2 separate regions of the Mus musculus genome follow, and region 2 is linked to region 1. A link is a loop called in an ENCODE intact Hi-C map of the cell type or tissue named here. Cell type or tissue: heart. All regions are shown on one strand. Each heading gives the region's core, and the rest is flanking DNA. Links, peaks and the distances in the headings are about the cores only. Region 1 holds the start of Col25a1 (collagen, type XXV, alpha 1). Region 2 has its middle 34 kb from the start of Sec24b.

Region 1 (15,404 bases), core at 2,595-10,594:
GTTACAACAGGCTGCAGAATTACAATGTCTGCCTCTACACAGTGACATCTTTTTCACGGGCCCTCAACTAAGACTCCGAGGCATCTGTTTCTTTTCTACGATTTCAGACTTTTGCTACTCCTTGTAAACCCCCTCCCACAATGCTTTGCGTGTTTGTCTTAGAGATTGTGTTGGAGAGCTCTGTAAATTCACATTGAACATTGGCGGGAGTTCCAGTTGCCCCAGCTTGTCCCTGTGTCTTAGCTTCAGTTGTTCACTCGTCACACCTGGGATGAAGACGCCTCAGGTAAGGAGGAGTTACCTCCATTAGATTGGCCTGCGGGTGGGACTGTGGACATTTTCTTGATGGTTGACTGATGTCGAAGACAACAGTCCACTGTGGGTAGTATGTAACACCTATGGGCTGGAGGGTCTGGGCTGTGTGAGGAAAGTCACCGAGCAAGCCAATAAATAGCAGTCTGCAGTAGTATCTGCTTCGTTTCCTGTCCTTACTTTCCTGTTTGCCTTCTCTCAGTGATGAACTGTTAGGTGTAACCCTTTTCTCCCCAGATTGCTTTTGGTCATGTTTATCACAGTAACGGAAAGCAAACAGAACATTCCGGACATGGGTTAACATCTTTTATGTTAGCCATCTCAGGGCAAGAATCGTGGTATCGTGTTGTGGTTACAGTGTGAATTTTTTTTCTGATTATTTCTGGGCTTGGCATATTTTAATATGATTACTGACTGTTTTAGTTCCTGGCTTGTAAAAGAACGCTTTGAGCACTTGTTCACTTTTCTGGTTCGTTCTCTCTCTCAGGAATGTTTGGACATACTCTGAATGATAGGTATTTTTTCACTTCTATGTTTCATAAATCACTTTCTCCAATTCTGTAGCTTATCTTTTCACTCATTTTAAGTCTTTCTTAAAAAAAAAAAAACCAAAAACAAAACTAAAAGTGAGAGTCTTAAAGTTTATGTATTTCAGTTTATCAGTCAGTCCCTTAGTGGTTACCTGTTCATGTGTCTTGTTTAGGAAACCCTGCCTTACACAAGTTCACAAAGATATTTTTCTGTTATTTTCCCAATGTTTTTTATGTGATTATCAGTTATGTTTATAAACTTCCCCTGCTTAATATTTGTATATTCTATGAAGAAAAGGTTCAGTTTCATTTTCTTCCTGTATGAATATACCACATAATGGATGGAACCCTTCCTCTCTCTCATTGCTCTGTGGAGTCCTTCCTCTGCCATTGTTAAGGGCATTTATGTGTATGTGGGCTTATCTTCAGGTTCTTTTTCTTTTCTTTTTAAATTTCTGCTCTCTGGTTTAATTTCAGGCCCCGAGGAGTAGCAGACCGTGTTGATGACCATGTACTGTAAACTATTTCACTGTCTGAAAGCGCTATATCCCCAGCCTGCTCTTCACAAACAGTCTTAATGAATGACTGTGTCATTTATAAATGAGATAATCCTTTATACTTTAAAAGTATACATAATTAAAAGATATACATATAAACATTCCTAGAATAACCACATAGCAAAATATTAGAAATAATCCTAGTGTTTAAGAGGAAAACTTTAAAAATAATGATTGAAAAGCAAAATTCTATAATGCATATAATGAATAAATGCTATGGATAAATCCCAAAACCATATTGGGCAAAAGGCATCAGACATATTAGAATATATCTTGCATGATTTTATTTATATGGAGTTCTAAAAGAGGTGCAATGAATCAAAAATGATATAAGATACAGCAAGAATTGTTTGGCAAAAGGAATTGCTCAAATCATCCAACAACAACTGGAAGGTCCTGAGACGACTCTGTTTATATAAACTGAAATAGGGCTAAAATCATGGTGTATGAATGAGAACTCAGTGTAAAAACGGGTGTTGCTTTTACCGTTCAGTGTCTATGGTCATTAAGTGGACACTTTTAAAGTAATAATAATAGTAGTATCAATAATATTTACTGTATTCCCTGCACTTCATACCAACCGTGCCATGTAATGTCTCTTCATGCAGTCCCATTTTCTCCTAGCAAAATATCCTAATAGTTACTCTTCTATTATTATCCTTATCTTATAGATGGAGAAACTGAAGCACAGAAAAGCTAAGTCATTTATTCAAAGTCTCCTGACTATTAAGTGGCAAAACTGGACGATGGCCTTGCCATCTTAACCTTAACCATAGGTAGACGCAACGATGCAGAGATAGATGTTCTGCCTATACAGTGCCTCACGAAAAAGTTGATTTTACGTTTGACAAGACATGTCCCCTCACTTCAGTCAGCAACATCACTGGTGGATTTTGGAGAAGACTCTCTTGGTAGGTTTAATACTTTGCTATTTAAGCTTTGAGAAGAAAATTCTCAGCATATAACAGAACAACAGACTGAGCACATAGGCCAGGGAGCCGGGCCGGTGTGTGCCGACTAGATTATTGGATTCGTACAGCTGTAAGCCCCTTGCTTAACCAGGCTTGTGCAAATGGGATCAGTCCCTTGATCTGTCTGAAAGGGAATTTTTCAGCTGTCACTCGGAGCCAAATACTTCTTTTCTGCTCGTCTGCTCTGAAAGATATTTATAATTTGTTTTTGATTTATTGAAATTTGCCTGGCTATAGAGGAATGGTCTCTTGTAAGCTTTGGCCTCTCAACTCTCTCCAGCTCCCCTCTCCCCTGCCCCGTTCTCTTTGTGACACTGCCTTCCTATGAGATGGTACTGGGAGCACACACACTCTCCTCTGAAGTTTATAAAATGGCATATGACGCTGTGCAGTTTACCCCGTCATTTTCTTTATTAAGACACTTGGAGGTTACAACAGGTGGTGCGGGTGTACAGAGAAAGGCAGAAATCCCTGCATATGCGTTTCTGTTGGGTACGTTTGCTGTGAACAGTGGCTGAAGTCATGGTTCTAGAAATCTAGTTTTGAAAGTTAATGACATAGAAAGGTATTTATAATCCCAATTGAAGTTTCTTTCTTTTTCTTTTGCTAAAGGTAATTAACACCCTCATAAAACAATATAATGTAATTTTCCAAACAACTCTCATCTGTCAGTAATCTTTCCAAATACACATGAACAGTCCAAATTTGAAGTATGTGTAAATTTCTAACATCTACATGATATATCCATTATGGGTTAGGTTCTAGAGGCAGTAGGATTATGCCTTCTTACATTTAAAAGTACTTCACAGCCCATTCGAGCCCTTTCTTCCACTTTATTGCTTTTGTTCCTAGTCACCTCCTTCCCCACTTTATCTTTCTGCCATGCCTGCCTGTCAAAAGTCCCATTTGTTTCTCGCATTTGACGACCTGACCTAGAGATGGGAGGCGGTGGCGGTAATTCTGTCAGTGAGGAGTCCTGGGTCAGAGCCTTGGCTCTCTCAGTAAGGAGGAGAATGCTGTCTCCCTGCATGGTTGGCTGCTTCCTTGTTCTTGAGTTGCTCGGTGAAAAGGCATCAGGACAATAGAACCCAGGTTTCAGGGGACTATGGTTCTGGAAAGGGCATCTTGATTTTGTATGATATGACAGATGGGCTCTCCAATCTTGCCCAGGCAATAGGCTAATGCATAGACACTATACAAACTCTTGGGAGGTAAGGACTCCACACTGCATGCCTTGCTTGACTTTTAGGCCCCGGGGTGATTCCAGGGTGACTTCTAATGCTGTCTGTACAGATAAAGACTGTCTTCTTACGATTTTGATTGCTGTTATTTTGGCACCACAACATATAACTACAAACTTAGCAGCTAAAACAAAACAACCTTAGTAATTATAGTTCTGGTGGTCAGGATTCCTAAATCCCTGGTGTTGATTGAGAAGGCTGTTCTCCTGGACATTCTAGGGGAGAACCCATTATACTCCTTCTTCTTGCTTTTGGAATAAAGGCTTTAGACACTCTTCTATCTTCCCAGACAATATTCCCATCCGGAATCCCCGTTTCCATTGACACAGCTCCTCTCCCTCTGCAATTCTGCTTCTGTTTTACAAGGACTCTTGGGAATAGGATATCTTTCCACCTTAAGTTCGTTAACTTCATCTACAAATGTTTTGCCTCTTAGATGTTTTAGAGTTTGGGGCATTCACGTGTGTGTGTGTGTGTGTGTGTGTGTGTGTGTGTGTGTGTGTGTGTTGCATGAGCACAGTATTATTCTTTCCATCATGGTCCTGTTCATTGACCATCTGTTTGCCTTTTCCTACTGTTGATACAAACCAAAGGCAAATTGGAATCAGCTGGGCCATAGAAGTTTTAGAGCTATTTTAATTTTTTTTGTATCTGTCTCCATGTACAAATCAAAGTAATGATGCTCTGCCGACTCTATAGAACAAAGTGGGTTCAGACCACAGAGCCTTGCTAATCCATGCATTCTTTGAGCTTGATGCAGAGAATCTTCTGGGTCTTGAAATCTTAGTGCTAAAGGCTGGCATATTTCTGACATATCATACTCACGAAAGGCATAAAGCGAAGCTAATCCTCTGGATAAAGGTCTCAAATCCATAAAATTCCAACTCTTATCTCTCCACTGAGATCTGATCATTCTAAGAGCTTATGAGAGATGCTGAAGGACCCTCTCATGGGCAACCCCCACAGACTACAGCATCATCCACGCGGACTGTGTGCTCTGCTGTTGCCATCAGCATGGAAAATGGCCTTTGTGTTTGTGTGAACTGTTTAAAGGTCTTTATTCTTTTTTTCTCTCTCATATTTCTAGAAAATGGTATGATGCAGAGGAACACCATGAGCAATAAGTTTGGCGAGATGGGGGATGACTGGATGTGCTGAAGGAATTTAGGGGAACAAGGAGAGGAGGGTGAGGAGAAGTCCGGACAGCTCCATATTGAGAAGGCAAATGGAACTGAGCAGAAGTTTGGAGGAACAATGCAGGCTAAGTTGTAACTGCTAGTGAGAGATGAATGTCGAATGGTGAGCTGTATCATTCTGGGGCTCCGGAGGTTTGGGTTTGGTATATGCATTCATTGCTCAACAGCTAAAAGATGGTAATTAGGAATTCCACAGAGGAGAGTATCGATGGCATAGAGCAGAGGCTCAAAGAGAGAACATTGAGAGGACTGGCAAAGAAAAAGTTTGCAACCCATGTACAACATTACCACCACCACCGCGGCCCACTAAACACCCACACTAAGCAACGGAGGTTAATTGGAATGTGGAAAGAACTAACATATTAAACTTTTTGGCTGGAGCTAGAGTTCAGGGTTAGGGAGCTTACTTACCTGGAACACACACACACACACACACACACACACACACACACACATCCTTCTTGAGTCCATTTAGTGTTTCTCATATGTCTATGTATTTAGAGATGACAGTCTGGAGTTGGTTCCGGAAGGAAACAGTCTCCTCCAGCAGCCATTGATTGTTAGTAGCTCTTATTCTAGGCACCGGGTCTCATGCAAGGTCCCCGATCCACGTTGGCATGTGAGCATAGTTGTTATTCAGGTCTTGAGGTCTTGTTTTATGCAACCACTTGTTGAGATTCATAAGTGCAGGCTTCCTGCTATGTCTATCCTAAGTCCCCCTTGGCACTGTAGTTTACACACGAGAAGCAACTGCTCCGGGTTAGGTATTTTGTTCATTGATTATAGTAGTAACTGGTTGTGGTAATCGGTTAGGGAGGGAAAGAAACGTACGTGACATTTCTTAAGATGAAAAGGCAAAAAGGAAGGTCTTTTGGAAGGAGAGTTAGGGTTGTGTTTTCTTCTCTAAAATCAATTGGATGCAAAATGCTACTTGTTATCAATTTAGAAAAAAAAAAAAAATCCCAGTAGAGACTTAGTAATTTGATCCAGAGGGAAGAGGCAAGCTGAGAGTCAAGGAAGAGGAAAAACTGACTTCATTCTTCAGCTCTTTCCTAAATCCTGAGAAATGTGTATGCCTCAAACACTCACAAAACAGCGAATCAGGAAAACACATTAGCACCCTAGTACAGAGAAAGAGCCCAGAGCTGGGGGGGGGGGGGGGGGCAGCATCAAGACAAGAGGAAACGGGGGAGGGGCGAGAAAACTTCCCCAGTCATCTGCAGCAAGGCGTGGGAAGGAAGGGAAGTGGGGAAGGTACCCTGCAGACGTCAGCCAGACACTTTGCCTCTGGGCATGTGGGAACGAACTGAGGGAGGAGGGAAAACGTCGCGCAAGGGCTAGATGGAGGAGCTCCTGTGGCTGCCTTTGAGCGAGGATCTGGAGAGCTGGAGCCTTCTGCTTCCGTTCTTTCCTTCAGGAGGCCATTTCTCCATTTTTTAACCCAAATAGGGGGCGCTGGGCTAAGCCAGTATAAGCCACTCTGCACAGCAGACCTCAATTCGGCCCCTGGCTAGGGCCGGAGAGATGGCCTTAGGGGGACGCTGAAGTTACTCGGTGGTGGGAGGGGGAAGGGTCTCCAAGCTCCTCTCCAATCACAGTGGTTGCTGTAGCTATTTGCATATATTATGCTAATAGAGACCTCGGGCTCCGCTCCCACCCGCGCTCCCGCCCCTTCGTGGGTCCAGGCGGGCTGGGCGAAGGTGAATATATTATGCTAATAAGGAGGCTCCTGCGGGAGGGGGCGGTCCGCGCTTCAGGCGCGCGCGCACTGTCTCACACAAGAGCATCCCGGGGTATTTAAGGCTCGCACACGCGGGTCTGCGGAGATACTTTTGGGGCCTCGCAGCTTACGATCGCTGCTTGGGTCACTCGGTCCTCTTTTTCTCTATTCCTCTACCACCCACGGGGGCTGCGCTCTCGCCGGGTCTCTGTATTTCCTTTTCTTTTTGGCCTTGAACTGATCCAGGTGGGAGACAGGTCGGCGGGTGGAAAAAGGTAGAGATAGGCAGGCAGACTCAACAGGTCGGAGCAGAGAGAGGGGCTCTCGGACCCTGCGCCTCCGCGCGGGGGACCCCTAAGGAGGTGTCGGATTGGGGGGGTCAAGAGAGCTGCCCTAGTGGGTTTCATTTCAGCTGTGACCCCAACAACACCCCCGGCGCCACACAGTCCCCGGCCGGAGGGTGCTTTTCACTCCTAGCTGGAAGGGGAGAAAGAATCTGGAGGACGGTCGGTCCACGCCTGCTGATCCGGACGCCGAGCCACGCGCAGGTCCATCTCTAAGCCCGGGCTCCGACTCTACCAACTAGTTGTGCAGCCGCAGGGACTGAACTTTGGAGGAACCGACCCTTCCTCTCATTCTAAGATTACTGGAGGAGATAGAAGGTGGAAGGCGTAGCGGAGGCCAGCGACCCCGCCACAATGTTGGTGAAGAAGCTTGCAGGGAAAGGAGGGGGACGAGAGTCTGGATCAGAAGATCCGCGCCCCTTGGGACAGCGTTGTGCCGGCACCATGCCCTCGTGCACGGCCCTGGCGACCCTCTTGTCAGTGGTTGCTGTGGCTTTCTGTTTTTATCTTGGGGTGAAAACCAACGACCTCCAGGCGAGGATTGCTGCTCTTGAATCTGCTAAAGGGACCCCTTCCTTCCATCCGCTGTCTGACACCGTGGATGAGCTGAAGGCAATGGTTCAGGAGAAAGTGGAGCGTCTCTTGGCTCAGGTGTGGAAGGCTGGGTATTTTGCACGTGAATACTGTTTTGCACAGGTGTGAGCCCTGTGTGCAGGGATAGTTTCGACCCTTAGCTGTCTGCATAGTTGACTTGACTGTATATGCCAAGTATGGAGTTAAGTACCTTGGGTATTGCTTAGTATCAAGTCTGTAGCAGATATCTTCCCTGGGTATTCCATAGTGCTTGCATGCTTAGACATATATGGGGGGTCTGGATAACGGGAGTGTGTGGAGGGGCATTTTATTTCTTTGTAGCTTTCTGGAGTCTCTTGGGAGCTCTCACTTCAACGGAGACCAATTTTTGTTGATATAAGATCTCATATCTCCTTCCCAGGGAAAGGTTAGGGAAACAGGTGTTATTAATATACAAAAGGTAATCACTTTCAAGTGAAACGATCCTATAGAGCTTGAGAATCATAAATTCCACCCTTCGAATCTTTTTTTCATGTTCAAACACTTTGAAAAAGTTTTATAGTTGGTTAAGGATGCAGTGCAGGTAATAATTGGAAGGTAGAGCTGTTGAAGCTGAGAGTTATCTTCAAGGTTGGTTTCAAATCAGGGCCATTTATTTATTTATTTATTTAAAATTTACTTCCAATGGAGAGGCTGTGTAGAGTTCACATTCACTTATGCACTCTTGACCAGCGTCTTTGGACCTATATCACTGCCTGGCTTTTGCACTGCCTGCCTATGCTTGGGCTAAAGGAAAGTGGGGGTGGGGGGGTGGGGTGGTAATTGAGGACTAGAGAAAGATGTTAGCCAAACCCTGCAATCCTGCTACCATGTCAGTGGTCATTGTCTTATTTTAGGACTTGGATTCTGTTACTTTTTGACAAGAGTCCAAGTACATATGTAAATATTCCTTATGCAAGCTATCAGATGCTGGCGAAGCAGGCATGTGGCCAGAGAGCCCCTGAGAGTCTAGTTCTCCTCAGTGCTACTGATACTGTGTCAACCCCTCTGCTTTCCCTACAGAAATCCTACGAACATATGGCTAAAATAAGAACGGCCAGGGAGGCACCTTTAGAGTGCAACTGCCCAGCAGGTAAAACGGCCCTCATTTAACAACGTTTCCTTCACAGCAGAACTCTGGAAAAAAAGAAAAAAGAAAAAAAAGGGGGGGGGTGTCTTGTGCTGTCAAGTCTACCTGTAATAATAGTGAAGAAAGACTGCAGGCCCAACCTGCTTTAATAAAACCAACATGTCTCAGTCCAAAAGATGGCAGAAAAGCCCTAAATATTGTTTTATGCAGCATGCTAAGGTCTGCTATGGGAAAGCAAGGAAGCCAGGGATGGTCACCATGAATAATATAGACAAGATGGTATGTAAAGACAGAGTTCTTAGAGTCTCAGATTGAAAGTCTTCTGTGATCTTATTAGACAATGTCATAATTTGTTGTTGTTGGTGGTGGCGGTGAAAATGGCTGTTGAACTCTTAAGACTCTGAATTCCCTGGTGTCTAATGCTTTACCAGGACAGGGTTGTCTTGTGCTTTTGGTAAACAGATGTGCAAATAACCTTTACCTCCTCGCCAGCTTGGATTCTGTCGCATCAACAAGGCTCACTCTCCTGTCTTGAAGCAGAAGACTAAAGCTATTCTTTATCTTGAGCTGCCATTATGAGCTATAACAACCTCAACGCCCTCTCAGGACAGGTTCTTATGTTTTTACTGGATTTCTGTGAAGTTTTAGGGAACTGTTTTAATGACAATACCTAAGAGAATTAGAAAAGAGAGGCATTAATGAATATCACTCCTCCAACCCCCATCCAGTCAGGGTAATTGTAACTCTCCATTCACAGACCTCTGAGAGTTGGTATTTATCTGTAGATTTAACAATTTAAAAGGTCTTGGATGAGGGCCATTGGAAACATTGACTGGATTCAAGAATATACGTCATAAAACCCCACGAGTGTTAGTGTTTTTTTTTTCAGATAAACACTGTAATTCATTTATTACGAACGGTCTAGTTTCACTTATCAGGCATGTAAGGTGATTCCTTTACATTTTATTTAATGTTTAAGAATATGATACTTGGTGCTTTATATAGTTAGGTGTTACATAGTGCCACTTGGTCAAGGGCGGATCACGTCATGAAGGATGGAGATCGCACAAGACTACGTCATTTATTGATGATGTAGCCATTTCAGTTCGGGTAAGTGCAGTGTAGGAAGTTATCAAACAACACAATTCTCTCTGTTAAGTGGTGAATGGTTGTGTATAGAAAGACTAGTTTCTGAATTTTTTTAATATCCTGAATTATTATTATTTTTTGCCACCGCCAAAACAGCTGCCACCTTACACATCAGCTTAAAATATGAACACCAGGTTGTTATAGTGTATACACTTGAAAACCTTTTTTACAAATTAAACTTAGTGTGTGTGTACAATAGCATCTGTATGGAAATCAGAGAGCAGCTTGCAGGAGTTATCTTTGTAATTCCACCAAGTGGATCCTAGGGATCAAATCCAGGCTTTGTGTGTGACAAGTGCCATCCCACTGGCCCTATGGCACAGTGATATATCCAATTACATTCGTCACCATACTGGAAATATATGATTTTTCACATAAAGGCTTTTGACTGAGAAGACAGTTCTGGAAAGATTGTTAAAACAAAAGAAAATCAAAATCAACCAACCAATCAACAACAAAAACCAACCCTCTTATCCCAGCTATGCAAAAGGCTGAGGCAGGGGGATGGCAAGTTCAGTGCTTGCCTAGGTTACAGCTTAGTAAGATTCAGTCTTAAAATCAAAAAGTTAAAAAAAAAAAGTTTGGAGAGCTTGATGTAGCTCAGTTTTAGAACACTATCCTAAAATGTACGAGACCCTGGGTTTAACCCTCAACACATGGGGGAAATATATAAAAACATACATACATAATTATATGTGAATATTTGAAAATTTAAGCTACCTCTTACGTTAGAAGAAAAATCAAGGAGGTCAGACTTGAAAATGTGGCTTTCGTTCTTAGTTGTTTTAAGTTGGGGCAGACCTCAGGACTCAGATATTTAAGGAAGTCACATTTCCATCAGAGGATTAAATACATAATCACCTCATCGCTGCTTGGGATTATTTAAATTCTGCAGACACCTGGTGCTGAGAGTCACTGACCCCACCCTTTGGAGTCCAGGACTTTTGGTATGTACTGTTTTTGCTAACTGTATTTAAAGCAGTTCGTGTTTAATTCGCTGGATTCTTATCGAGTTTGGTAAAAAGCTGAAAAGTGACCTCTCCTGCTCTGAGTTCTATTATCTGTGAAGATATGGTTCATGATGTTAAATGTAACCTAATTATCACCAGATCTGGGAGAAAGCTAATATGTTTAGAGTTGGCCTTGTGTATCTTGGGAGATTACAGTGGAGTGTTTCTCATCATAACAGGACAATTTAAATGGGATTTCCTTGTTTTTTTTTTTTTTTTTTTTTTTTTTTTTGGCTCTCAGTAACAGCTGCTATATCTCATCGCCACCACTAGAGACCCACATCACATCAGATTTTACCTGGCTTCTTAAGCAGAAGGTGTGTGTCTTCCAGCACATGGAACCAAATAATCACTGTTCTGGAAACACTTCCTTTGGCTTGCGTAATAATCAGGCATTACACAAAATAAAGACCCTGTATCCTGGAGAGAACCATTTTGAAATACAGTCAGTCAGTGAGACATTGTCTCAGGGAATGAGCGGGCCAGCCAAGGATTAGAAAGGAGATACAGCATTTCCCACCTGGTTTGACTCTTGCTGTGGCTCACTGTGACTAAGAGTTGTCACAAAGACATCTGTTTGTAGGACAGAGCTAGACAGGCCTGTGACCTCAGCTCAGTTCCTGTGGACAGGTGCCCATCCCTTGAAGTTGACACTCTTGTTGACAGTCTCAGGAATAGAGCCAAAGGCCCATGGTGGGGGGTTGGGGGGGGGAGTAATGCTATGTTGTTTGTGTTTGCTTTAATAGCTTTTGATAGACCCAAGTTCCTGAAGGGGTTTTCCAGGTAGGACGTAAGGAAATAATACAATCTCTGGTTGGTTGTTGTCCCCTTCTCGTAAGAGGGAGCTTCTGTGGGAGACGGCTGAGCTATTTACCAATAGTTTTGTAATGTAAGAGATGCACTCTCTAATTTCCATAACAACTCTTTAAGATTCTGAATTCCCTGGCGTCTAATGCTTTACCAGGACAGGTTTGTCTTGTGCCTTTGGTAAACAGATGTGCAAATAACCTTTACCTACTCACCAGCTTCTAGGGAGCTACTTTTATAGATGAGGAGGCCACGACTCAGGGAAAACAGTTAATGTACTAAAGTCAAGGTGAGAATTCATGCCCACATCTGAGGGAAGGGAAGTCGAAGACTTACTGAAGCATAGAGAATGAATGTTTAGAGCAGGTTACCCCCAGGCTGGGATTCTGGATCTGCTGTTGCTGCTGCTGCTGTGTGTCCTTGGTTGAACCAAAGAACCGAAGTGTGTTCCGTTTACTCATCCTGAAAAAAATAACCCACACACACACAAAAAAATCAGACAAGTCTTTCTTGTAGGGTGATGGTTTTTGTGAACACTCAGATGTTTTAGTGGGTATGTGTGAAGTTGTAGATGCTGCCTTTTATCTTTTTGCCTCTTCAATGTGCTACCTACACTTCACTGCTAAGCTACACTACTGAGCCAAACCCTTAAATCAGTTCTTTTCCTTGCTACTTAACTCTAGTGCACAGAGTTACAGGTTATAGGTGAGAAAAGGATCTTTGAGATGCTTGCCCAGAACTGAGTGTCTAATGGACAAACTCTGAACTAAAGCTATGCGTAACTGAAGAGCTATGCGCGTTTGGTTCTTTATAGATATTGATATTAGTCTCTTAAGTTACGTTTATCAACAGAGAGATCTTTTGACATTGGGGGTGAAGTTTGACTAAAGTACATAGACCTTGGGCTACTTGAGCGTGGGGTAGTAAAACATATCTTTGAAATTTTGAATTAGATATTTACAGATAGCTGACCTATCCGACTCATCTGTTTCAAACTTATTTTTAGTAGCTTTGCTGAGGTATGATTTATATTTCAGCCACTTTAAGGATTGTAATAAATTTGTAGTTGGGCAGCTATCCACTGTGGTCTAGTTTTAGATCATCTCTGTCTCTGTGACAGCTCACATTTACTTGGGAACTCAAGAGAAGCTTTATTTTAGAGAAGTTTTGCTTTGGAGAAACTCCAGAAAGATGAAAAAAACAACAACAGAAATGTTATCCATCAAAGCTCTTTTTAGCAGAGTACTTTTGAGGTAGCTGAGTCTTGGAGGTACCATGGGCATTGGGGGCTGGGCCTCTAGAAAGTCTGACCTTCAGATGAGAGCATATGTTGGCTCATTCTGTGGATAGGATTCTGTCAGGGCTCTCACTTGGTGTCTTACATAAAAGTATATATAAATCAGGCATGTTTATGGAAGAGTGTCTATGTCGAAGCTGATAGAGAAGGTGGGAGCCAGGCAGCCAGACAGAAGAGGTTTCGATCATTAGATCTTTTCTGAGGCCCCTGAATACCTTCTACACCTATGAAAATGATTATATATGAAGCAAGAGCAAGTGTAGGTAAATTGAATAAACCTCCCATTCATAACTGGAAGTGACACAGGCATAGGTGTCTGGCTGAAGGACAAATTTCCCATGGTTTCAGAAGACCCTGTAAATACCTTTCTTATATAAAGTGTAGAAAACTATTTCTTACTGTTATTTCATGTAGGCTACACTTTTCTTTTTTCTTCCAAAGAGACCAAACAACAAACTGAGTGCAACAAGCAATAGACTCATAATGTATAGATATTAGTTACGTAATGGAGTCTCAGAAGCAGTTTATAGATCATGAGAGTATTTGCATGAGTATTATTTAATGATAACGGCAGGCATTCTCTCGTAAGACTAAACAACACAGTGTGACATGCCAGTCCCGCCAAGCATTCGTGTTAAATTGTTTTGCTTCTAATGAGAACAACAGTTTGGGTGTGGCACTTTCAGTTGGTCTAGTAGTGACAGCTGGCAAAATGCCCTAGCCAAAGGGCCAAGGACAAATTGCCTCTTGAAGCCTTGTCCTGTGTTTAACTTGTTTGCTATGCTTGTCTGTAAACTAAGAAACTGTTTCTTTAAATGTCTCTTTTGCTACTAATTTCATGTGTTGATGAGCTGGGAGTTGAGAGGGGGGAGGAAGGGAGAGGGAGGGGGGAGGGGGGAGGGGGAGAGGTATCAACTCTTCTTGGAGTTCAGTTCACTCTTGCTCATTCTAACACGAATATGTAGGACCAATTCTCCTATAGGGCTGTGATAACCTACTTTGCTTCCCGCTGCTTTGTCTTTGTGCAGAGTCAAGCACACAGTATTGATAAAGGCGGCGTTTGACTGGCAGGTTTAGGGAAGGGAGAAGGAATGTTCAATCATCATGGGGATTAGGTAGACAGGAGCAGGCGAGGAGACATGCCAGAATCAGGACTGCTGATTCTGTAGCTAGGGGTATTTTCCTGACACAGAGGCATCCCCAGTAGACATTTATCCAAATAGCATCAGTCTGTTATCTTGAGTGGAAGCCATCCAAGACCTATCAAGAAAAAGTGCTTTAGTTCCCCCCTACACCTTTATAAACAATACTTGGTAGTTTAATGGAAGCTGAGAATGTGGAAACAAGGCATGAATCAGTCTGGGCTGTAGGCCGAAGCTCGGGATGGACTAAACGCAGAAGCATCCCCATCCTCCTTGGTTTGCCAAAATGGGTGAAATTTCATTCTGTGGTTTTTATGTAGCATGATACTTAACACTTTCATACTCCCCTCCCCCAGATATATTTTTTTTTAAGGACTGTGGTATGCTCAGATGCCTGATTTCCAGACATGAATGTTTGTTGCTATCTTTTGAGATTTGCTGTACGAGTCTATATAGAAAAAAAAAAACCTACTTAAAACTTGATGATGTAAAGGATTAAATGCTAAGAGTGGGATGCTGAAGTCATGGAGAGTCACATGTTAAGAGTGAGGACTTTTCACAGGTGTCCTATATTCCTTCGGATGGTGATGGTCATTGGATGACAGAATTCCTTGAGGACGAGGCACCAGGTGGCAAGCACCTCCTCCTTGAGACCACAAGGAGGAGGGACTGAGTTGACTAGCAGGACACCCCTTCCCTTTCTACAGTCTCCTTTCCCAGTTACATCCACTGCTGACATCTTTCTTGACCTGTACTTGCAATAGAAAAGATTAGTGAAGGTAAGCAAGGGATCTCTCTCTCTCTCTCTCTCTCTCTCTCTTGTTTTTTTATTAGATATTTTCTTTATTTACATTTCAAATGTTATCACCTTTCTTAGTTTGCCCTCCAAAAATCCCCTATTCTCTTCCCACTCCCCTGCTCCCGAACCCACCCACTCCTGGCCCAGGCATTCCCTTATACTAGGGCATAGAACCTTCACAGGACCTAGGGCCTCTCCTCCCACTGATGCCCGACTAGGCCATCCTCTGCTACATACGCTGCTAGAGCCATGAGTCTGTGTGTTTTCTTTGGTTGGTGGTTTAGTCCCAGGGAGCTCTGGAGATACTGGTTAGTTCATATTGTTGTTCCTCTGATGGGGCTGCAAACCCCTTCAGCTCCTTTGAAACTTTCTCTGGCTTCTTCATTGGGGACCCTGTGCTCCGTCCAATGGATGACTGTGAGCATCTACTTCTGTATTTGTCAGGCACTGGAAGAGCCTCTCAGGAGATAGCTATCTCAGGCTCCTGTCAGCAAGCTCTTGTTGACATCCACAATAGTGTCTTGGTTTGGTGGTTATGGGATGGATCTCCAGGTGGGACAGTCTCTGGATGGTCATTCCTTCAGTCTCTGCTCTACACTTTGTCTCTGTAACTCTTTGCATGAGTAT
Region 2 (15,404 bases), core at 3,711-11,710, 86 kb before region 1:
TACTCCTTCTCTTTCTCTTTCTCCTTTTCCTCCTCCTCCTCCTCCTCCTTAATTTTTCTTTCTTCCAAATGCTTTGACTTCTGATGACACACAACCATTCTGTGTCTTGTGGTAACCCTACAAGCTGTAAACCTCAGGACTTGGCCTGACTATAGACGGGACTAGACCGCACCTGTATGAAGGCTACCAGATGCACCCTGATCACAGGCCCGTGGTAATGTTAGAGTCTGAGATGCGCCTTATCCAGCCTTCCTGTTTCTGCATATCAGTATAAGTGGGACTCACAGATGCTAAGTAGCGTGACCACCCAGCTAGCTATCAGGAAAATCAGAACCAGGCGCAGGCCTAGTTTGGTGGAGAAGGGTCTTTCTCTCCGCACTTCTTACCTGGATTTGGATGTGAAGTTACTTGTCTCGCCCCCAGGATCCCACCATCAGTTGACAATAATACCTTTTGACAGCATTTTGAAGAGACAGGACAAGCCCTGCTGCTGGTATCAAGGTGTCCCTGATTCGTCTCTGTGGGCAGTCCTGCCTGCTACACATCACTAGACATGCCTGCAGTCCTGTGCTGTGTGCGGATGCATCCCTGGTGTGGAATGGCTCGTGAAGCTGTTTTGCCAGAAACTGATTCCAAACATCCACTTTCCGAACCCTTATTTCTCTCCAGAAGATCTCCCCTAGAGAATAAACCCGCCCAGGGCCTCTTAAAGCTCTGTGTCCGCAGTGACAGGGGTGCTGTAGGGATTGAGTTCAGCATGCCGTGAGGCAGGCTGGTGTGCGCTTGACAGCAGCTTATAAATAAGTCAGGGTAGATGATGCTGATGATGGGAAGTGGATGTGGGAGAGGCCAGCAGAATGAAAATGTGCTCATTGGGAATGAAGAATGACAGTGCACAGGCAGAACCCCCAAAAGCTGAAATTCTCATAAAACCGTAGGTAAGCTTACATTATGTCTTACACATTTTAAACTCTGGACCAAGGCCGAAAACATCACCTGCCTTGGGTCTCTGCACAGATACTTATGAGCTACAGGCTAACAAAACTGACCAGCAAAAGCACTTCAAAATTTGGTTATAATCTATAGACTGTCAGCTTGGGGGTTACTGGTAAAGTAATTTGCAGTCTCTTTTTTTTGTCTGTTTTAATTGATGGCTTTTCTCTGCAGCTAGCTTTACAGGAGAAATTGAAACACAACTGCAGCGTTATAAATCCACGAAGCAAAATAAGTGGTGTTCAGAGAGTAACGGAGAAGGGTCCAGAAGAGTTCGCCTAACAGCCCTGTTTGCTTCCTTTCCTGGAACATTCCGTGTGGGCTGGGTAGATCTCCTGCCTTCAGGGCAGTGGGGTTTGGAATGCAGAGGCAATTTGGGGATAGACAGGAGCCCATACACACTATTGAAATTGGCCATAATCAACAGCCAAGAAAGCCCCGAAGAAGAGTGTAGGAGTCTCCAACAAGGCTTGCCCTGATGGAAACTGGCCTGCCTCACCTTACTCAACAAGACAAACTCTCACCGTTTGTCATTCTTTCGGCACGGGGCCACTTAGATCCTTTGGCTCCCTTATTCTGTAACACCTACCAATCCTGAACATATTCCTGGTGGGTAGGCTGTGACTGTCCAGCCATCACCCCGAAGGTGTCCCCTCCCCTGGCCTTGGGCAAATTTACTGCTGAAGAAGCCCCTGTTGCAAGCACCTGCTCTTCAGCTGCGCTGGCCACGCCCTGACCATTCTACGCCTACCTTCCCCACTGTCCAGTGTGGATCTTGTTTGTGGTTTGTGTCTACACTCCATTCTTACAGTGCTATGCTTTATAGCATCTCTCTGGCTCTTCCATGGGCGTGAGCAATTCTGGAGTATTTCGACACTGAGGGTAACAGCTCTGACTTACACTTGACTTTGATAACAGGTAGAAGTTGTAGGTGATCTAAAAAGAAGCCCAAATATTTAATTTGTATTTACATATTGTTCTGGAGCTAGAACCCAGGGCCTTGTGCAAGATAGGAAAGCATCCATCTATGGAGCCATACCCTGCGTTCTGGCTTTGATATCTTGACTTAAAGATAATCTCAGCACCTGTCTGACCAGTGAGACCCAGATTATGCTTAAGAGATAAAATACATATGTATTCATATATATATATGTATATATCTACATGTATACATATATATGAAAGTGTCATAATGAAACCTACTCTTTTGTGTACTAATCAGTAATATATTTCTTTTTAGATAGGGTCCCATATAACCCAGGTTAGCTTCAGATTCACTATGTAGCCCAGGCTGGCCTTGAATGCCTGATCTTTTTTCTTTGGTCACCTGAATATGAGATTAAAGGTGTGAGCCACCGGGCTTAAAGAGCTGTTCATATACTAGGCAAGCTCCCTAGCACTGAGTTATATTCCTAGTTCATGAGTAGCACTACAGAGATTTTTACTAGTGCATATTTATTGTATAAAGCAGTGGGGCCTGTGAAGTATGGCGAAGTATGTATGTATTTTGACTTATTCACTCCTTATTGTCCCTGCCTCGTGCTTGTCTCCTCTCTGTTCCTCCATAGTACCTTCTGTTTGCATGTTATAGCCATACACGTATGTAAAGCTATATGACCCAGGTTCCATATATGAGAAAACACGTGATGTTTGTCTTTCTGGTCTGGTTTATTCCACCTAATCTGATAATTTTCAATTCTATCAATACTTCCGAAAATGACATAGCTTCACTTTTCTTTATGGTTGAATAAAAGCTTGAGTCACCTTTTCCTAAAGAAGTTTCTACTCAGGAAAGGAAGTTGAAATGAGGAGAGTTGGATGTATAAAGCTCACTTCTTCACAGTATTCAACTTCTATAGCAACCTGAAACCAAACTAGACCTTCCCCACGCACTCTGAGAACACAGATCCGCTTCATCACTATGTTGCCCTGTTAGCATCTTCTCTCATCACTTGGTACAGCGATCTTGTCTGCATCTTAAACTTTAAACTGGTGAAGGAGGAGCTGATCTGCACCTCTCTTATTTCCCCTGTGAATGGGCTCTTGAGCTTTTGAAGCAACAAATCTACTAAGCTACCCAGCCAAGACCTGCAGGCTGGGACCCGTGAGCTGCTGGCTAGGCAACAGATAACAACTCTTGGGGGACTCTTCCTGTAATGTAAAGACTTAGTGAATCGCACAATGTGGCCCTGTCCTCTCTGCCACCCCACTCAACCACAAGACATTGACATCTTATTAAGGTGAAATCCCATTAAAATAAACATGAAGTGATGATTTTCTCCAGAGCACTATCACGGGACTTCAAGTTAGTAAAACTCACGTGTGCGTACGTGTGTGCTCATGGTGCTGTCGGGGAACCAAAGTCAGAGGGACACAGTCTGACAGGATGGCTGTTGCCAGGCTAGTTACTGTTTCTCTTTTTGCTTTCTTTGGGCGGATGTTTTTGTAGTTGGCATCTTGGCGACACCGTTCTCTCCCCCTCCCCCTGCTCTATGATTCTTCCAATTTCCATTGCCTCTGCTCTGGATTATTGCCAGCCACATTCTAGCCTACTCTTCTGCCTCCTGTTCATTCACTGCATCTTGCGAGGCTCATTTCCTTAGATAGAGCACAGGGCTGGCTGTGACAACCGTCTAGTTGCAAATGTTCAGTCACTCTCGTTTGTTCAACGTCCCTCTTTTACGTATTTATTTCTTAAATCCCTGTCTGAGCTGGCTGTGAGTCATCTTTATATTCCTCTCTATGCAGCCCCTTCTCTTTGTCCTATTTCCTGGGTCCACTCATTGTTCCCACAGTGTGCTTGAAGGTTCTTTTTTGAGGCTGACCCAAGCTTGGCCGCTGTACTCTTTAGGATCAACCGTTCAGACTATCCCTAGTGCCCAGTTTGCTCCAAGGGTCTTCCCTAAATGTCCCTAAGAAGCCCCTATTTTCCCTTAGCACGTTGTACTTGGGTTTTACTGTGTAATAGCCCTGGCTGTCCTGGACTTGCTTTTTAGACCAGGCTGGCCTCGAACTCACGAAGACCCACCTGCCTGTGTCTCCCAAGTGCTGGGATTAACGGTGTGCACCACCATGCCCGGCAGGTTGTGCTTTTACATGTCTCAGGACACCTCCCTCTCTCTGCCTTTCACATTCTCAGGCTCGTGCCTGGATGCAGTGGGCAGAGCACCTGCATCTTCATCACAGATCTGATTATTTGGATGATCTGGGCAGCTAACTTCTTCAGATGTCAGCTATCTGCTGACAACAACTGTCTCGTGAGATTTTTTTTTTTTTTTTATTGTGGACATTAAATGAGACAATGTCATGTCATGTAACCCAGTTGCAGGCTGTCATTATGTGGTCAGAGTGTAGGAACTGCTGTCATTCTTCCTCTTCTTGCTTGAGTTGCTTTTCTAGGCTGTGACTTCAATGACTGTTGGATCTTTTCCCAGAGCGGGTGTAGCAAACACCTCCTATCAAAGACTAGTTGGAATTTTAGGTTTGGCCATTGACAAATCTGTCATATATATATATTTTAACCCGTTTTCTCTTTTTCTTTGTCTTACAACTTTATAAGTTTACCCTAGCTCACCGATTATACCAAACGGGGCCAACCAGCTGCAGCTTGCTGATCTGTTATGTAGTCCAGACCAGTGTTTCACTGATCAATCAATGTGTCTGATTAAATAAGGGATTACATGATTAGGCCCTACTAGACCTCTCCCATTACTTCAAATCTTTTACAAGCAACCTCTGTTGTAGTTCGAATGTGAATTGTCTCCCATAGGCTCGTATGTTTCAACACTTGGCCCCCACTGGGGGTGAAGTCTGGGAAGGTCATAGAGCCTTTGTGAGGGGGATCCTGGCTGGGATAAGTCATTGGGGAGGGCTTTGAGGTTGATTTTAATGTAATATTTAAAATTTATTCTTTGAGAATGTCATACATGCATACAATGTATTTTGAGCATATTAACCTCTCCCTAGTACCCACTTCTGTTGCTCCAGGAGCCTTCTCCCCATGTCTACCAACCCCATGACCCCTCTGTCTCCTCTCCTTCCTCCTCTACCACCTCCTCCTGAATATAATCCACAGAATCTACCTAGTGGTGCCTGTAAATGCATGGATTTGGGATGATCCACTGGAACACAGAAAACCTACCAGGGGTCACACGTCCAGGGTAATAATTCTCCTGCAGCAGCTTTTATTGATAGTTCCGCAGTTAGGGGCGGGGCCTCTTCAGCTCCTCCTTCAGGGCTGGAATGTTGTTTGCCATGGACTTGTACAGGTCTTGGGCAGGTAATGACAGAGGCTACTGTGAGTCCGTGCATGCCCCGTGTCTATTACGTTCAGGAGACACAGTTACACGGCAATCCTCCCTGACCTCTGGCTCTTACAGATTTTCCATTGTTCTTCCTTCTGCATTGTTCTGAGAAGCTTGCAGGAAGAGAGTGTGGTATAGCTGTGGCATTAGGGCTAAGATGAGCCATTTATGTTTTTGCTACTTGAGCATTTGTGAGTCTCTGTATTAACTGCTCTCCATTGCAAACAGAAGCCTCTCGGCTGAGAGCTGCATTGATCTGTGGGTATGAAGACAGGGGTTGTTTGACAATATGTCTATTCAGTGAGGTAATAGAAATAGGCTCTTCCTTAGGACCTGTGGCCTCCATAACCCTGGTTCTTGGTCAGGTCTGTAGTACCAGGTATGGCTTCCCTTCAATGGAGCAGGCCTTAAATCCAATAAAAAGTGGTTGGTTATCTCCATTAGCATTCTGCTATTTCTCCACTGGGCATAGACTGCTTCCAGGTCTGTTGCTATTGTAGCTCACAGGGTTCATAGTGTAACACTGTTGATTATGTTTCTCCCTCAGCAGCCTGCAGAACCTCTTTTGGCACTATGAAAGTTAGCCCCAGAAAGGTCACAGGCTGCATGTCCTGCAATTAAGTGTGTCATATCAGCAATAGGGTCGTACCACCAAGTTCTGGTGGACAACAAAGAGCAATGCCAAAGCTTGTATTTTTTGGGGGGGGGTGGTGGTGGTGACAGTCTCTGGGACCTTACTTGACTGACAGCTTGAAGAAAAGTATCCCACCCCAGGCTTTTTGCCCTAAATGGCTTTTGTGAGGTCTTAGTTAGGGTTTTACTGCTGTGAACAGACACCATGACCAAGGCAACTCTTAAAAGAACAAACGTTTAATTGGGGCTGGCTTACAGGTTCAGAGGTTCAGTTCATTATCATCAAGGCAGGAACATGGCAGCATCCAGGTAGGCATAGTGTAGGAGGAGCTAAGAGTTCTACATCTTCATCTGAAGGCTGCTAGCAGAATACTGGCTTCCAGGCAGCTAGGATGAGGGTATTAAAGCCCATGCCCATAGTGACACACCTACTCCAACAGGGCCTCACCTATTCCAACAGGGACACACCTCCTAATAGTGTCACTCCCTGGGCCAAGCATGTACAAACCACCACAGGTAGGGTATTATCCTTGCCATGCAGAGTAACTCGATGTCAGCTGTTTTTGTTTTTGCTTTGTTTTTGTTTTTTAATGCAACTTTTGGAAAGCTTATAAAATAGTAAACTTCCATACCTATTTAGTGTTTGCACTCTGGGTGCAGATGTGATATGACCATCGAGTCTTGCTCCTGAGCCTGTGTCATCTCACTAGGATAGGCTGTATCTCTCTGAAACTGTCAATGGGAATAAGCCCTATCTCCAAGAAGTTGCCTTTTCGGATGGGCCATGGTATTTTATCACATCAACTGGAAAATAAATGAAGACAGCTTCTCTTTTTTTTTTTGAGATTTATTAATGTTATGCATTACAAGTACACCATAGCTGTCTTCAGACACACCAGAAGAGGGCATCGGATCCCATTACAGATGGTTGTGAGCCACCATGTGGTGGCTGAGAATTGAACTCAGAACCTTGGGAAGAGTAGTCAGTGCCCTTAACTGCTGAACCATCTCTCCAGCCCTGAAGACAGCTTCTTATGTTTATTTCCCACACCATCTTAAGTCTTGATGTCTGTAGTGGATTTGCATCTAGAAATAACATGCATGAGTCCTTGAAGTGTGGAGCCATTTCTACACAGTGGCGTCTTTTCACACTGTCAGTTTTTCTACTCCAGTCAAGCAGAGGAGACAGTCCTATGTTGAGTCAGCAATTTTAAATTAGTTTGGGAGGAACAATTACAAGACTATTTAGACAACAACAAGCTGGCCCTACACAGCACCTATTTGTCTCTCCCCTAAGATATAAAGTCCTTGTTCCCAGGCTGGTTTTAATCAAACATCTGGCAAACCCAGTGTCACTGCAGCAAACGGGAGATGAGAACATTGCGATTAGCATAGCTTTTTAATTTCCTCTTTGCCTACCACATTTGCATATAACCCCCTGGGAGGCCATCTTATTTTCTCCATGGTGCTTTATCTCAACAATTGTTATCAGTCCCGCTAGGAACCTTTCATAGGTGCTCGGGAACAGGAGGAGGAATAATAATGGCTTTCTCTGAGAATTTTCATCTCTGGTGATTCAAGTCTTCACTCTGTTTCTGTTATAAACTCTTATCACAGGAAACAATAGGAACTAAATTTGAAGCACAGGCTGCCCCCGTGTCTCAACACTCTTAAAAAAAAACGCTCGACTCTTTTCATTAATCAATAATTGTGATACCAAGCATTTTTTTTTTGCTATTGTTAATTAAAACAATATATTTACGTGTGTCTGTGCACACCCATGCCAAAGTGTGCCTGGGGAGGTCAGAGGACAACTTGTAGGTATAGGTTCTCTTGTTCTATTGTGTGGGTTCTGGAGACTAGACTCAAGGGGTTAGGCCTGGGGACAGGCACCTTTACCCACCGAGCCATCTCGACAGCCCCTCATTCTTTCTGTTCTGTGAACTCTATACATTCATTCATTTACTTAGGAGACAAACGTTAAGCGTCAGGTCAGTCAACAAGGTCCACCCACATTTCATTTCTTTACGCGATTTAGCTGGGTGTGGTGGCCCATACTTGTAGTCACAGGACTCCAGAAGGTAAGGCAGAGGGATCCAGCGTTTGAAGCCAACTTGAACTAAGTGAGTTCTGTGCTAACCTGAGCTTCACAGAGACTTTTTATCAGCCAAACCAAACCAAACCAAACCAAACCAAACCAAACCAAACCAAACCAAACCAACAAAACCCTAAGTCAAATTAAATCGAAGCCTAACCAGGCCAGGTGTCAAATTTCCACTAGGTGTCACTGCTGTACCCCGAATTAGCCAAATACAGGCACAGACTGAGAGAAATCTATCTGCAAATTCACTTCCATGACTTTTTCCTCTTTTTTATTGGATATATTTTTTTAATTTACATTTCAAATGTTATCCCCTTTCACGGTTTCCCCTTGGGGACCCCCATTCTACCCCCTCTCTGCTTCTATGAGAATGTTCCCACCCACTCATCCACTCTCACATCCCTGTCCTGGCATTCCCCTACACTGGGGCACCCAGCCTTCACAGAGCCAAGTGCCTCTCTTTCCACTGATGCCCAGCAAGGCCATCCTCTACTACATATGTGGCTGGAGCCATGAGTTCCTCCATGTGTACTCTTCGGATGGTGGTTTAGTCCCTGGGAAATCTTGGGGGTCTGGTTGGTTGATATTGTTGTCCTTCCTATGGGGTTGCAAACTGTTAGTTTGTTAGTGGGATGACAAGGAAGAAAAGGCTAGTCACTTCTATATAATTTTGTATAAGCTGTCACTTGCAACTTTTGTTCATATGGCAAAATATCTTAATTGAGAAGCTAACTCAATAGTAATGTTTATTTTTTTTTAGAAAAACAACTGCAGTGATTTGAGTATGCCTAGCCCATAGAGTGGCAGTATTTTTAGGTGTGGCCTTGTTGGAGTAGGTGTGGCCCTGTTGGAGTAGGTGTGTCACTATGGGCATGGGTTTTAAGACCCTCATCCTAGCTGCCTGGAAATCAGTCTTCCACTAGCAACCTTCAGATGAAGCTGTAGAACTCTCAGCTCCTCCTGCACCATGCCTGCCTGGATGCTGCCATGTTTCCCACTTGATGATAATGGATTGAACCTCTGAACCTGTAAGCCAGCCCCAATTAAATGTTGTTCTTATACGAGTTGCCTTAGTCACGGTGTCTGTTCATAGCAGTAAAACCCTAACTAAGACAACAAGCAAAAGGAATATACAAAGATAAAAACTTAGAGGATGCAAAAAGTTAAGCAAATGATATAAACAGACTTTAGGAAATGCTAGATTTTGATAATTTTTTAAAATGAAGATAACTATTATTGATGGACATGATGGTTCAATCCCGCATTCCCAGCAATCTAGAGGCTGTGATATGAGAACCATCATGAGTTCAAGGTCAGCCCGGGCTATCTAGCAAGTTCCAGATTAACTTGGGCTATAGAATGAGACCTTGCCTCCCAAATTTTCTCTTAAAAAAAAAAGCAATTACTTTAACAATTAGGCAACATTCTGTCTTGAAAGAAAATGGAAGCTTTTGATCACGACTCAAAGATCTAAGCCTCACTGCCACGACTGCAGGGCTGGAGTAGCTCCCAAGCAGCCTGTGCTCTGGGGGGCTGTTCACAAGAGCTATATGATGCTGACGATGAAAAAAGAACACGCAAGACATAGGCTGGAGAAGGCGCAGCGACAGCGAGACCGCGATGGTTATGTCCATCTTCACGGTGTGTGTGTGTGTGTGTGTGTGATCAGTCAGGTGAAGGGAAGCAACAGGGAATGTTCCTCCCTAAACACTGCCATCCGTTTTAGGCAGCCATGGGAGTCACACTATGGGCAGCACCCCTTGTCCCTGTGAGCATGAAGCCACAAGTAGGGCCTTATGGGACGGAGTTGCAGGGTCCGAGGCAATGACTCATCGTGAGGAAAGACACACCTTCCAGAAGCAAGGACGAAGAAAGAAGGGTATTATATGTCCAGTCTACTATTTATACCCTTCTGGTTTGCAGTTAAATTGTGACTTCAGTCATTTGGTTATGGTAACAGAAGCTCTGTTGGAGTTAAAGACTCCTTTATTAAAAAAAAAAAAAACAACCCACAAGGTAAACAAACCTATGCGTTCTCATATTTACCTGTAATTCTGCATCTTGCTAATCCAAATAGTCCATTAGGGCTGGATGAACCATAAATAAAACTAAAATTTCTCATGAGTAAGTAAAGGGTGGCTAGTATTTTCATGAAAAATGCGCAACACGAAATGATGTTGAATTTTTCCGCACTTAGAGCATGCATTAAAAAGTACTGCTATACTTGAGTGTTTTAAAATTCTTTTTACGTTTTTCCCCCAATTTTTTATTAGATATTTTCTTCAGTTATATTTCAAATGCTATCCCGAAAGTCCCCTATACCCTCCCCCCACCCTGCTCCTCTGCCCAAACACTCCCACTTCTCGGCCCTGGCGTTCCCCTGTACTGGGGCATATAAAGTTTGCAAGACCAAGGGGCTTCTCTTTCCAATAATGGCCCACTAGGCCATCTTCTTCTACATACAGCTAGAGACATGAGCTCTGGGAGTACTGGTTAGTTCATATTGTTGTTCCACCTATAGGGTTGCAGACCCCTTCAGCTCCTTGGGTACTTTCTCTAGTTCCTCCATTGGGGGCCCTGTGTTTCATCCAATAGATGACTGTGAGCATCCACTTCTGTATTTGCCATGCACTGGCATAGTCTCACATGAGACAGCTATATCAGGGTCCTTTCAGCAAAATCTTGCTGGCATATGCCTGGGTTTGGTGGCTGATTATGGGATGGATCATCAGGTGGGGCAGTCTCTGGATGGTCCATCCTTTCGTCTCAGCTCCAAACTTTGTCTCTGTAACTCCTTCCATGGGTATTTTGTTCCCTATTCTAAGGAGGAATGAAGTATCCACATATTGGTCTTCCTTCTTGATTTTCTTGTGTTTTGTATCTTGGGTATTCTAAGTTTCTGGGCTAATATCCACTTATCAGTGAGTGCATATAAAGTGAGTTCTTTTGTGATTGGGTTACCTCACTCAGGATGATGTCCTCCAGATCTACCCATTTGCCCAAGAATTTCATAAATTCATTGTTTTTAATAACTGAGTAGTACTCCATTGTGTAAATGTACCACATTTTCTGTATCCATTCCTCTGTTGAGGGACATCTGGGTTCTTCCCAGCTTCTGGATATTATAATTAAGGCTGCTATGAACATAGTGGAGCATGTGTTCTTATTACCAATTGGGGTATCTTCTGGGTATATGCCCAGGAGAGGTATTGCAGGATCCTCTGGTAGAACTATGTTCAATTTTGTGAGGACCCACCAGACTGATTTCCAGAGTGGTTGTACAAGCTTGCAATCCTACCAACAATTGAGGAGTGTCCATCTTTTTCCATATCCTCGCCAGTATCTGCTGTCACCTGAGTTTTTGATCTTAGCCATTCTGACTTGTGTGAGGTGGAATCTCAGGGTTGTCTTGATTTGCATTTTCCTGATGATTAAGGAAAGAAACACAAGCAGTCATCAATAGTCTCCCAACAAACAAACAAACAAACAAACAAGCCCAGGACAAGATGGGTTTAGTGCAGAGTCCTTTCAGACCTTCAAAGAAGACCTATTTCCAACTCTCCTCAAGCTATTCCACAAAATAGAAACAGAAGGTACTCTACCTTCTAATTCATTCTATGAAACCACAATTACTCTGATACCTAAACCACACAAAGATTCAACAAAGAAAGAGAACTTCAGACCAATTTCCCTTATGAATATCGATGCAAAAATACTCAATAAAATCCTCGAAAACCGAATCCAAGAACACATCAAAACGATCATCCATCATGATCAAATAGACTTCATCCCAGGGATGCAGGGATGGTTTAATATACGGAAATCCATCAACGTAATCCACTATATAAACAAACTCTTTTTACTTTTTAAGTATTGTGTGTACCTGATTGTGTGTGTGTGTGTGTGTGTGTGTGTGTGTGTGTGTGTGAGAGAGAGAGAGAGAGAGAGAGAGAGAGAGAGAGTATGTACCTATGTATGTATGCAGGTGTGCATGTGGGCCAGAGGGCAATCTTGGGGGTCACTCCTCAGGCACTAGATAGACACTATGGTCTGTTGCTGGCCTGGAACTCATTGAGTAGAGATATGCCTGCCTTGGCCTCCCCAGTGCTGGGATTACAGATTGTCCATACTGTGCTCAGTGTTTTTGTGTGAGTGTTGAGGACTGAGCTCTGGTCCTCACACTTGTGTGGCCAGCCCTTTACCAACAGAGTCATTTTCCAGTCCCCTTAGGAAGTATTTTATTTTATTTTATTTTATTTTATTTTGCCTCGAGGAAAGAAATTTTATTTTACATAGGTCTAACAATTTGACAGACCACATTTCAAGATGAGACTGAAGCCTAGGTAATTATGGATCAATACCTGGAGGAAGTATTTTAAGATTGAAGTTGACCTTACTAGTACTGAAACATTTGTGCTACAGAGTAGGGAGACTCATGAATATGTAAACATCATTTAATATTTATGCATTACTTTAGTATCAGTTTCTGTAACACCACCAGGGGTGCTTCACATTAACGGTGTCTGTACAAGTAGATGTCTAAACGCTTTTTGTCTTTTGGTATATGAACTGCCAATAAACATAAGAGTGTGAAGATAAAAGCATTGCTGGATTAAATGAATGCAGTAATTTAATTAATCTATTTAACCACTAAGGATGATTTCAATCTTACTGACTGAATATGAAATAATTTGAGAACATGACCCATTCGGAGTAAGGCTAAGTTCAAAAGTCTTTCAGTAGGAGAGATATTCAGTTTAATATACTGAGAACTTGGGGGCTGGAGAGATGGCTCAGTGGTAAGAGCACTGACTGCTCTTCCGAAGGTCCTGAGTTCAAATTCCAGCAACCACATGGTGGCTTACAACCATCCATAATGAGATCTGTCACCCTCTTCTGGAGTGTTCAAAGACAGCTACAGTGTAGTCACATATAATAAATAAATCTTTAAAAAAAAAAAAAAAGATACTGAGAACTTGGTCACTTTGTCATTCGGCCACTTTCTTCTGTCCCTAATTTTTCCTCCAGGATAGTTTTCAGCACTGGCTTCTTTTCTGTGAACAGCCTCAGTCCTTGGTCCTTTCCTTGCACTGAGCTTGAGACAGATCTCACACAGTTGTTTGCTGTTATGTGCACCAGGCTGGCCTATGAGCCTCTGGGGTTTCTCCCATCTCTGCCTCCCACCTCCCTGTAGGAACACCGAGATAACACGTGTGTGTGTGTGTGTGTGTGTGTGTGTGTGTGTGTGTGTGTGTGTGTGTTATTTATCCCGTCTGACTTTATGAATGTTCTTGTCATTCAAACCTGGATCCTCACCCTTCTGCAGAAAGCCAGCTCCCCAGAACCATATTTCTTTCCCATTTTTACGAGTTTATTTATTTATTTATTTATTTATTTTACCCAGAGCTTTTTATTCTGTTTTGATTTTGCAAACACTCCATGTTCTCGCCAAGTAACGTTTTAAGTTAGCTTGTGTTGGGTCATCTTCAAAGCATTACTTCACTTGAAACCCAAAACAAAGCAACTCTGAAGTTGTCCTTCCCACCTTAACTCTGCTCCCATTTTCTTTTTTTTTTCTTCCATTTTTTATTAGGTATTTAGCTCATTTACATTTCCAATGCTATACCAAAAGTCCCCCATACCCACCCACCCCCACTCCCCTACCCACCCACTCCCCCTTTTTGGCCCTGGCGTTCCCCTGTACTGGGACATACAAAGTTTGCGTGTCCAATGGGCCTCTCTTTCCAGTGATGGCCGATTAGGCCATCTTTTGATACATATACAGCTAGAGTCAAGAGCTCCGGGGTACTGGTTAGTTCATAATGTTGTTCCACCTATAGGGTTGCAGATCCCTTTAGCTCCTTGGGTTCTTTCTCTAGCTCCTCCATTGGGAGCCCTGTGATCCATCCATTAGCTGACTGTGAGCATCCACTTCTGTGTTTGCTAGGCCCCGGCATAGTCTCACAAGAGATAGCTACATCTGGGTCCTTTCAATAAAATCTTGCTAGGGTATGCAATGGTGTCAGCGTTTGGATGCTGATTATGGGGTGGATCCCTGGATATGGCAGTCTCTACATGACGAGTTTATTTTTATTTAATTTCTTTCATACAGTACATTTCGATCATGTTTCCACTTCCCTAGTATCTCTCAGATCCTACACACCTCTCTCCCTACCCACCCACCTTGATAAATCAAAAGAGAAAAACAATAAGACAAAACAAACAAACAAACAAACAAACAACAACGCCTATAAGAATGCACAGCATTTGCTTGGTGTTGACCATCCTCCCAGGTTGGGCCTGTCCTGGAGTGTGGCCGGTGCACGCAGTGGCCTGTCATTGGAGAAAGTGGCTTTCCTGTTGCCAGCACATATCGATTGCAAATAGCTTCGTGGAAGTTTTATGTCCTTTCCCCCCCCCTCAGTGCTGGGCTTGAACCTCTGTGGGTCCAATGTACGCTGTCATAGTCTGTTAGCGCCCATGTGCGTCAGTCCTGTTGTGTCTGAAGGACTCTGTTCCCTTAGAGTCATCCAGTACCTGGCTCTTACACTCTTTCTGCCTCCTCTTCAGCATAGATCCCTGAGCCTTGAGGGGAGGGATTTGATGAAGACATCCCATTTAGGACTCAGTGCTCCAAGGGTCTCACTCTCCTAAACTATATTTCTTAGCTGTGATATTTTGTCCCAACAACATTAACACTTGAATAAGAAATGGTTGTCTAATAACCATTCATCTAGACATGTCAGGCCTATGAGAACACCAGGTTATTTAATCAATGCCAACTGGTGCTGCCGTGAAGTCTTTGTGCTTGATTCTGGCGATGTAGTGGAGAGCTAGTGTTCTCCACGTGCCATGCTGGTTTATAACAATCTTTGTATTTTTTGATAATGTTGAGTTCTCTACCTCAAATTGGTATTCCCTCTTTCTTCATTTGGGACACTGCTAATCACCTTTAAGAATTATCTTAAGCATCACTTGCTCCACAAATCCAAAAGCACAAAAACCAAAAGGGTCTCAGAGGCTACCACCCATGTGCCACTGGATGATGATGCTATGAGGGTTTTTGCTCGCTTGCTTGCTTGTTTTGGGTTTTTGTACATACCCATAGCATCTGTGTATCTACATCCAGAACCGAATCATGAAATGCCCCAGAAGATGCAGTAAAGAGAAAGTGACTGGAGGGATGGCTCAGCCACTAAGAGCACTTTTTGCTTTTGTAGAGGACCCAGGTTTGATTCCCAGGATCCACATGGCAGTTCACAACTACCTGTCACACTAGATGCATCCAGGATATCCGATGGCCTCTCTTGGCCTCCCTCGGCACTGTGCAGATGCAATGCACAGACATGCATGCAGGCAAGAATAGTTATACA

Evidence for each region. Peaks named below come from ENCODE experiments on the same cell type or tissue, not always from the same donor. Only the 100,000 strongest peaks of a DNase experiment are listed, where the experiment ranks them.
Region 2: it touches region 1 in a loop (2.6-fold over the local background); 4 of 42 quality-filtered maps call a loop at or near these places.

What each region holds. Positions count from the first base shown.
Region 1 is chr3:130,174,259-130,189,662 of GRCm38, forward strand. Col25a1 (collagen, type XXV, alpha 1) reads left to right here and starts at 6,587. Exons shown (of 38, transcript NM_029838.4): 1 at 6,587-7,522; 2 at 8,507-8,576. The coding sequence starts at 7,226. In heart, for the core only: no CTCF peak of the experiment used is centred there; DNase peaks (open chromatin) are centred at 6,073 and 6,493; H3K4me3 peaks cover 2,070 bases; H3K27ac peaks cover 1,703 bases; H3K27me3 peaks cover 496 bases.
Region 2 is chr3:130,087,137-130,102,540 of GRCm38, forward strand. No RefSeq gene overlaps it. Among named protein-coding and RNA genes, the nearest start is that of Sec24b, 34 kb to the left of the region's middle. In heart, for the core only: a CTCF peak has its summit at 8,219 (motif pointing right); no DNase peak of the experiment used is centred there; H3K27me3 peaks cover 277 bases.